Regions from separate parts of the Homo sapiens genome. Here region 1 is linked to region 2. A link is a loop called in an ENCODE intact Hi-C map of the cell type or tissue named here. Cell type or tissue: PC-3. All regions are shown on one strand. Links, peaks and the distances in the headings refer to the core of each region. The heading gives the core; the rest is flanking DNA.

The links. Hi-C counts contacts between places; a loop is a spot of excess contacts. Peaks named below come from ENCODE experiments on the same cell type or tissue, not always from the same donor. Only the 100,000 strongest peaks of a DNase experiment are listed, where the experiment ranks them.
Region 1: it touches region 2 in a loop (5-fold over the local background); 1 of 110 quality-filtered maps calls a loop at or near these places.

Annotation. Positions count from the first base shown.
Region 1 is chr14:61,963,197-61,967,608 of GRCh38, reverse strand. The region is part of intron 1 of SYT16 (synaptotagmin 16); the gene reads right to left. Among named protein-coding and RNA genes, the nearest start is that of SYT16, 150 kb to the right of the region's middle. In PC-3, for the core only: no CTCF peak of the experiment used is centred there; a DNase peak (open chromatin) is centred at 2,388; H3K27ac peaks cover 1,332 bases.
Region 2 is chr14:62,022,089-62,026,500 of GRCh38, reverse strand. All of the region lies in intron 3 of SYT16 (synaptotagmin 16), which reads right to left. Among named protein-coding and RNA genes, the nearest start is that of LINC00644, 120 kb to the left of the region's middle. In PC-3, for the core only: no CTCF peak of the experiment used is centred there; no DNase peak of the experiment used is centred there; H3K4me3 peaks cover 1,186 bases; H3K27ac peaks cover 3,150 bases.

The sequences.
Region 1 (4,412 bases), core at 199-4,198, 59 kb after region 2:
GAGATGAAAGCCACATGAAGCCCAGGGCAGAGATTCGAGTTACAAAACCTCGAGTTAAGGACTGCGAAGGGTGGACAGCAGTCACCAGAAGCTAGGAGACAGGCACGGAACAGATTCTCCCTCAGAGCCTCCAGAGAACCAACCTGCCAACACCTTGATTTTGAACTGCTGGCCTCCAAAACTGTGAGAGTAGATTTCTGTTGTCTTAAGTCACCAAGTTTGTGGTAATTTGTTGCAATAACAACCCTAGGAAACTAATGCACCATCCAATGGCATCCCATTACCCAGAGGACAAAATCTGAATTCCCTAACTCAGGTTACAAGGCCCTTCATGACCTGGATACTGATTCCAGTCTTTATCGCTCATCATTCTCCAACATCAAACTCTTTCTTGTTGCTGTGTTCACCTATTTCTGGTTCCCCAAACGTAGGTCACACCTCCAGATCTTTGCATATTTCAACTCCCTGGGACAACTGCTCCTCTGGCTAATCTGATACCATGCTTCCTTTGAAACCTTTCTTGTTCTTCTAGACAAAGCTGGATGCTTCTACAGTGTGTTGCCACCTACCAAGCCCTTGACAGCTTCTTCAACCAATTTCAAATGTTAAATTTTAAACTTTATAAGAACAGGGACTATGTCTGAGTTACTCATTGTACTCTCAGCAGCTAGCAAAAGGTAAACATTCAATAAATAATTTGTTGCCTGAATAAATGTTGGAACTCTTCTATGTTACAACACATTGGCCAATGTGCCTGTCAGTGAAAACTCCTGGAAAGACATACCTCAAGGGTGTCAGCAAAACTACCAACATAGGATATGATTTACATTAAGATAGGTCTTAGGAAAAAGAGGATTCATGTATAAGCAGAAACATCTTCATCTTATAATGTCATTAATTAATGAAATTAAATTTTTATTTTTGAATAAAGGATCTTTTTCCATCATAAAAGCAGCATGAAACTCATTACATAAAATCTGCAAAATATGGAAAAAGATAAAACAACTCACTACTAAGATTTTGTGTGCTTCCTTTCAGTCACTTTATCTACATGGCAAATATAAAATTGTAAAGACCTCACTGTTTTGGCTTATAAATATTTGTATTTATTAAAAAGTTTTAATTATTTTTAAATAAGTTAAAGAAAAAATAAGCAATTCATGCATAGAGTAGAATGTTTGGAAAATATTAGAAAATATAAAAATGATGATAATGTTCAATCTTATCACCTGTCACAGTTAATATTTTAGCTTGGTAAATAATTTTTTCTTAACTTTTTTTAATCATAATTGATATACTATTTCATATGCTTATATTAATGAATTTAATGTAAAAACATTCACAGATTGAAGGTAATATGAAGAGATTATTCAATATAATCTCCAAAGACACAAGAAAAAGTGTAGAAAATGGCCCTTATGTTACTCAAAATAACTCTGCTTTTTTGGAGAAGAAACATTTTTGTTAATAACAATTCTTGTAGTAATGGCTTAACTATGGATGGGTATAACATTTTTAAGTAAGTCCCAATATTTTTTTCTTCCCAAAACTATACAGACATTGCTCCATTACCTTTTAGCCTTAATGCTCCATAAATAAGTGTGATGATGCAGCTTACTTTTCGTTACTCTGTGGGCAACAGAATTTTTCAGTCTGTATGCTACTAGAAGCTTTTCCTTTATAACACAAAAATTTTACCAGAATGTATCCTTCTGTGAGTCTCTTTTGTTCATTTTTCCTGGAAGCCAGATTTCATCAGATATCCACAATTTTTTTTTCAAGCTTAGGAGAGTTTTCTTCAATTGCATCTTCGATAATTTATTCTATTTCAACTGCTCTTGTTCCATCTTAAACTACATTACTATTTCTTCAGCTACAAACTTTCATTTTTCCCTATTTGTTTTTTCCTCTACAATCTGACAGATATTAAACATTCCCTACACATTTTCACTAAGTTAAAGAAGTTAAAACATGCTTATAACCACTCTGGCATATGCACTATTATGACCTTTGAATATCTGAGTCAGAGACAAACAGTTAAGATATGGTCTTTCTCCATGCTTTCAGGTTGGGGCAGGGGTGAGGGATGGGGAACACTAGAAATAAGTTCAAGTCTAGCTAAGGAAAGAGAAAGCTTAGTTCAGTTAGAGAGAGGTTAGAGAAAGGCAAGTTTGGTTATTTCAAAAGAGTTCATGTTTCTTCCGGAATCTATTAATTTCAATTTCATCTTTTTCTGTGCTTATGAGTACTTAGTGAGAAGTCTAAAGAAGTGCATGAAGGACTCTTAGCCATAGCTATGTTAAACTGTAGATTTGATTACATGCTTTCTAAATAAGTAGAGTGTCATAGCAATGACTCAGAAGGCGGCAACACAAGACTTATAGGATTGCCTAATCAGGGTTGCACAAAAAGGGCCCTGTTTAGACATGTTTAAAATTCCAAATGTAACTCAGCAATTCCACTCCTAGGTATGCACCCAAGAGAATTGAAAATGCAGTCATACCTTGGATATAGTGCAGGTTTAGCTCCAGACCATCACAATAAAGCAAAAATCACAACAAAGCAAGTCACACAATTTTTTTATTTCCCAGTGCATATAAAAGTTATGTTTACACTATACTGTAGTTTCTTAAATGTGCAATAGCAGGATATCTTTAAAAAACCATGTGCATACCTTAATTAAAAATACTTTATTGCTAAAAAAAAAAAAGCTAAAAATCACTGATCCCTCAGTGAAACATAATCTTTTTATTTATGGAGGATGTCTCAATGTTATGGCTGTTGAATGATCAGGACAGGTAGTTGCTGAAGGTTGGGGTGGCTGTTACCTTAAAATAAGACAACAATGAAGTTTGCCTCATCAACTGACTCTTCCTTTCATGAAAGATTTCTCTGTAGCATATGATGCTGTTTGAGAGCATTTTATCCACAGCAGAAAGTCTTTCAAAATCCTCTCAAACTCTTCCACTGCTATATCAACTAAGTTTACGCAGCATCCTAAATCCTTTGTTGTCATTTCAACAATGTTCACAGCATCTTCACTAGGAGTGGATTCTATCTCAAGAAACCACTTTCTTTGTTTATCTATAGGAAGGCCACTTTTCATCTGTTCAAGTTTGACCATGAGATTGCAACAATTCAGTCACATCGTTAGGCTCCATTTCTAATTCTAGTTCACTGGCTATTTCCATCACATTTGCAGTTACTTCTTCCACTGAAATCTTGAGCCCCACAAAGTCATCCAAGAGGGTTAGAATCAACTTCTTCCAAACTCTTGTTAATATTGATATTTTGACCTCCCATGAATCATAAATGTCCTTAATAGCATCTAGAATGGTGAACCTTTCCAAATGTTTTCAATGTGCTTTGCCCATATGAGTCAGAGGAATCACTATCTATGGAAGTTATAGCCTTGCAAAACATATTTCTTAAATAATGAGCTTGAAAGTTGAACTTACTCCTTGAACCCATTGGCTGCAGAGTGGATGTTGTGTTAGCAGGAATGTAAACAACATTTTTCTCCTTATACATCTCCATCAGAGCTCTTGCATGACCAGGTGCATTGTCAGCGAGCAGTAATATTTTGAAAGGAGTCTCCTTTTTCTGAGCAGTAAGTCTCAACAGCGGGTTTACAATATTCAGTAAACCATCCTATAAATAGATGTGCTGTCATCCAGGCTTTGTTGTTCCATTTCTAAAGCACAGGCAGACAAGACTGAGCATAATTCTTAAGGGTCCTGGAATTTTTTGAATGGTCAATGAGCATTGGCTTCAATTTAAAGTCACCAGCTACATCAGCCCTTACCAACAGGGCCAGCTCGCCCTTTGAAGTTTGAAGCCAGGCATTGACGTCTCCTCTCTAGCCATGAAAATCCTAGGTGGCCTCTTCTTCCAGTAGAAGACTGTTTGGTCTACATTGAAGATCTGATCTTAGGTAGACCATCTGTATAACTTGCTGCTGCTACATCAGCACTTGCTGCTTCACCTTGCTCTTTCATGTAATGGGGATGGCTTTTTTCCTTGAACCTCAGGAACCAACCTCTTCTGGCTTCAAGCTTTTCTTCTGCAGCTTCCTGACCTCTCTCAGCCTTCATAGAATTAAAGAGACTTAGGGTTTTACTCTGGATTAGGCACTGCCTTAAGGGAATGCTATAGCTGGTTTGATTTTCTATATAGACCACTAAAACCTTCTCCATATCAGCAATAAGGCTGTTTTGCTTCCTTATCATTTGTGTGTTCACTGGAGTAGCACTTTTAATTCTCTTCAAGACTTTTCCTTTGCATTCACAACTTGGCTAGCTGTTTGGTACAAGAGATCTAGCTTTTGGCTTATCTCAGCTTTGGGCATGTCTTGCTCATGAAGTATAATAATTTTCAGCTTTTGATTTAAAGTGAGAGACTCTTGCTTTCAC
Region 2 (4,412 bases), core at 153-4,152:
CAAAAGAGGCTTCACATAGTGAGCTCACTCAGTGAATTTGCTCTCTTGCCCTTCCACCTTCTGCCATGTGAGGATGCAGCAAGAAGGCCTTCACCAGACACCAGACACCAGATACCAGTGCCTTGATCTTGGATATCCCAACCTCCAGAACTGTGAGAAATAAATGTCTTTTCTTTATAAATTACTCAGTCTCAAGTATTTAGTTATAGCAACATAAACAGATTAAGAAAATGGGTAATTGCAACAGTTTGAAATATACTTTGATATGACAATTGTATGGATCATGGGAGACATTCCCCCCACTCATTGTGATCCATGCTATACTTAAGGAAAAGGGCAGGTTGCTAAGCAAACAAAAAGACAGGGACAAAGAGCTACTCCAAACTTTGAGGGCTCAGATACTACATTACATGTAATAATTTACTATAAGGCATATAAAAGAAAAGCTACCTAATTTTTTAATGAAGACAGCAAAGTGTAGCAAACTTGGAGAATCACCACACATAACCAAATAAGGTTTACCTCAAGAATTCAAGAATAGTTTAATATTAGCAATTAATATGTATCATTTGATCCAATAGAAAAATGTAATTAGAGAAATATTTTATTGTTTTTTTTTTAACAATTTGCAAGTGACTATGGCAAGGGTGCAGAGTACAAGGTTAGTATTCAAAAGTCAACTGCCTTCCTATATACCAACAATAAAACTAAAATAGACCAGCAATAAATTTGAAATTTAAAATAGAATACCACTTACATTAGCACCCCCCAAAATGAAACACTTAGAAATATTTTTGACATTTTGGGGCTGGATAACATAAAAATATACAAAAAATTATGAAAAAAATAAACATTTCACCAAAGGCACAATCCATGAAATAAATAATAAATTGGACTGCATTAAATTAAAAACATCTGCTCTGCAAAACACACTGTCAAGAGAACCATAAGACATGCCACAGACTGAGAGGAAATATCTGTGAAAGATATATCTGATAAACGATTGTTTTCTAAAGTATACAGACAACTCTTAAAACTCAACAGTAAGGAAATGAAAAACCCAATTAAAAATGGGCAGAATGTTTGAATAGATAACCCACCAGAAAATATATACCAATGGCAAATAAGCATAGGAAAATACACTCACCCTCATACATCATTCAGGGGCTACAAATTAAAACACCAATAAGACACTACTACATACTTATTAGAAATGGTAAATGCTGGCAAGGATGTGAAGCAACAGGAACTTTCATTCATTGTTGGAGGGAATGCAAAATGGTATAACCACTTTGGAAGACAGTGTGGCAGCCTCTTACAAAACTAAGATTTCACTATATGATACAACAATTGTGTATTTGTCCAAAAGAATTGAAAACACGTCTACACAAAAACCTGTACACGGATATTTATAGCAGCTTTATTTATAATTGCCAAAATTTAGAAGCAACCAAGATGTCCTTCAGTAGGTGAATGGATACATAAACTGTTACATCTAGATAATGGAATATTATACAGCCCTGAAAAGAAATTAGCTATCAAGCCATGAAAAGATATGGAGAAATCTTAAATGTATACTATAGGTGAAAAAAGCCCACGTGAAACACCTATATACTATATAAGTCCAACTATATAACATTCTGGTAAAGACAAAATTATAGAAACAGTAAAAAGATCAGTGGTTGTCAGGGGTTAGTGAGGAGGGAGTTATGAATAAGCAGAGCACAGAAGATTTTTTAAAGCAGTGAAAATATTATGTATGATGCTATAAATGGTAGATGCATATTATTATATACTTGTCAAAAATCATAGAACATACAACACCAAGAGTGCAGGCTAATATAAACTCTAGACTTTGGGTGATAATGATGTTTCATTGCAGGTTTACTGATTGTAATAAATCTACCACTCTGGTGGAGAAGAATGATAGTGGGGGGAAAATGGAGAACACAGGGTGTATGGGAACTATGCACTTTCCGATCAATTTTATTGGGAACTTAAAACTGCTCTAGAAAGTCTATTAACTAAAAAGCTATCTGTTTTCCATAATTTTTATTTTAAGGATAATACACATACATCACTTTTCTTAAATAAAAGAGTAGTAATCAGTAATAAAAATAGCAATCCTTTGTCCCACCTCGCAATTTTGCTCCTCTGCAGCCAATATTTTAAACTCTTAGAGCTGATTCTTCTGGTATTTACCTTCATTTTTCTAAGTATATTTACACTACTACTTTTCACTTATCAAGTTTGAATATTATAGAATTCCTGCGGTAGATGAAACTCTAGCTATTTTGCACGACTTCCATTCTCTTCCACCTTTGTCCAAATATTATATACAAAATTTTTCATTAAGTCAACAGTTGCTATTTATATTATTATGACCATAAAGATATTGTTCATATCTGAGCTGTTTTACTAATATTTGTAAAAGGGTAACAGGAAAAAATTCAGAAAATATTCCACATTCCTAAGTGGAAAGGCATATTTTAAAGACACCATTTCTTCCTCTACTTTTTATATTAGATAAACACAATAAGGTTTTTATGGGAAATTGATAAAACATTTTCCCATATAAACTTTAGAATCAAACAGCCAAGACTAGCACATGTTTGAAAAAGAATACACTACCAATGTTTGGTTAAAGATAAGATAAACAGGACATGTTTGCAAGGTAGCAAGACTACACGATTAAAAAACTAAGGATGGAGTACCTTTTATCAGAATAACCATCCCACAAAAGCCACCTCTAAAAGCTGAATGAAAAAATATACACAATTGTTTGAACAAAATTTTGAAGCTATTCAAGAACAACTGGCACAGGTAGGACTTAAGAATCTATGATCCTTGAGAGAAGAAAAGCACTGAAGGTAATCTACACATTCACTTCAACTATTTCCTTGGGAGCACTGTTCAAAATTCCACCATGGGGAACTAGAGATGAAGAGAAAATGGTAAAATCAGCCAAAGCAGCTGGGACAAAATTCCTGGGAGTAGGTAAGCACAGAAGAGTGAACCCAAAAATATGAGTAAAAATTTCCCCCAAGTTGTTGGCCAATTCCTAAGCTGGCAGCTGGGAAACTAAAAAGCTAAGCAGAGATTTTATCACCTGTATGTTTGGGGGAAGTCAGAGTTTGGTGGTCAAATTCTACTAAGGTAAAGTACACTTGATAAATACTTGGACTTTCATTGAGATGTGAGGCACTGCAGGTTAGCAATAAGAGCCATCTCTAAGAACAAAGGTAAGACTGCAATAAACCTACCCAAACAAAGCCTAAAATAAGCCCTTGAAAGTGTCAAGGTAATCCACTGGTATTCCAGCTCCCAGCCAGCAGGGAAAAAGAAGAAAAAATCATGGACAGCCTCAACAATTTTTGATGCACAATGTTTGGCAGTAAGTCACAAATTACTGGGCTTACTGAAAAAACAGTACCAAATGACATAAAACCGAAGAGAAAATCAGTCAACAGAAATAGAACCACAAGCAATTCTAACAATGAAGTTATCAGACAAGGACTTTAAAATTATTAAGATTAATATGTTTTTAAAATTTTTTAAGCATGAATATTTAAATAGAGATGTAGAATCTGTTTATAAGGGGACTCAAATGGAAAATCTAGAACTTAAAAGTATTCTATAACTAAAATTAAGAATCCAATTGATAGCTTTGCACAGTGGCAGTATCATAGCCAATGAGTACACAATTATTGCTAAGTGAAATAATCCAATTGATGAACCCAATGGCAGATTAGACAAAGCAAAGCAGAAAATAAGCAAACTGAAAATGCCTACACTGAAGTACATTTTTTAAAACCGGATAGTAAAAAAAGCACAAATAGTGTATGACATATATACATATGTCTGTGTGTGTGTGTGTGTGTGTAATACAAATTATAGAAGGAGAAAAGGAAATGTGGCAGAAGCAATATCTGAAGAAATAGGGGCCAAAAATTCTCCAAAATGAATGAAACATCAAACACGAAATCAAGATAAATAAAAAGCAGATCACACCTAAATACATCATGGTAAAACTGCTTAAGAAAACAAAGAGAACTCGCAGAAACAGCCAGTGCAGAACAGAATATTAGCTTCAAAAGAACAATAAGAATGAGGTCTAAATATTCAACAAAAAATTTCAAAGCTGGAAGACAATGCAATGATATATTTAAAGTGCTGAAACAAAAAAAGAACTACCAATTCAGAATTTTACTTCAAAAATAAAGGAAAATACATTTCAAACACATATATGCTAAGAAATTCATAACCAGCAAACTGGCACTATGAGAAGTACTAAATGGAATTTTTGAAGCTAACAGAAAACAGTCTCATATGGAATTATGGAAATGTAGAAGGGAAGATTGAGTACATGTGTAGGTAGATATAAAATACTGACTAACAAGAATTATAATACT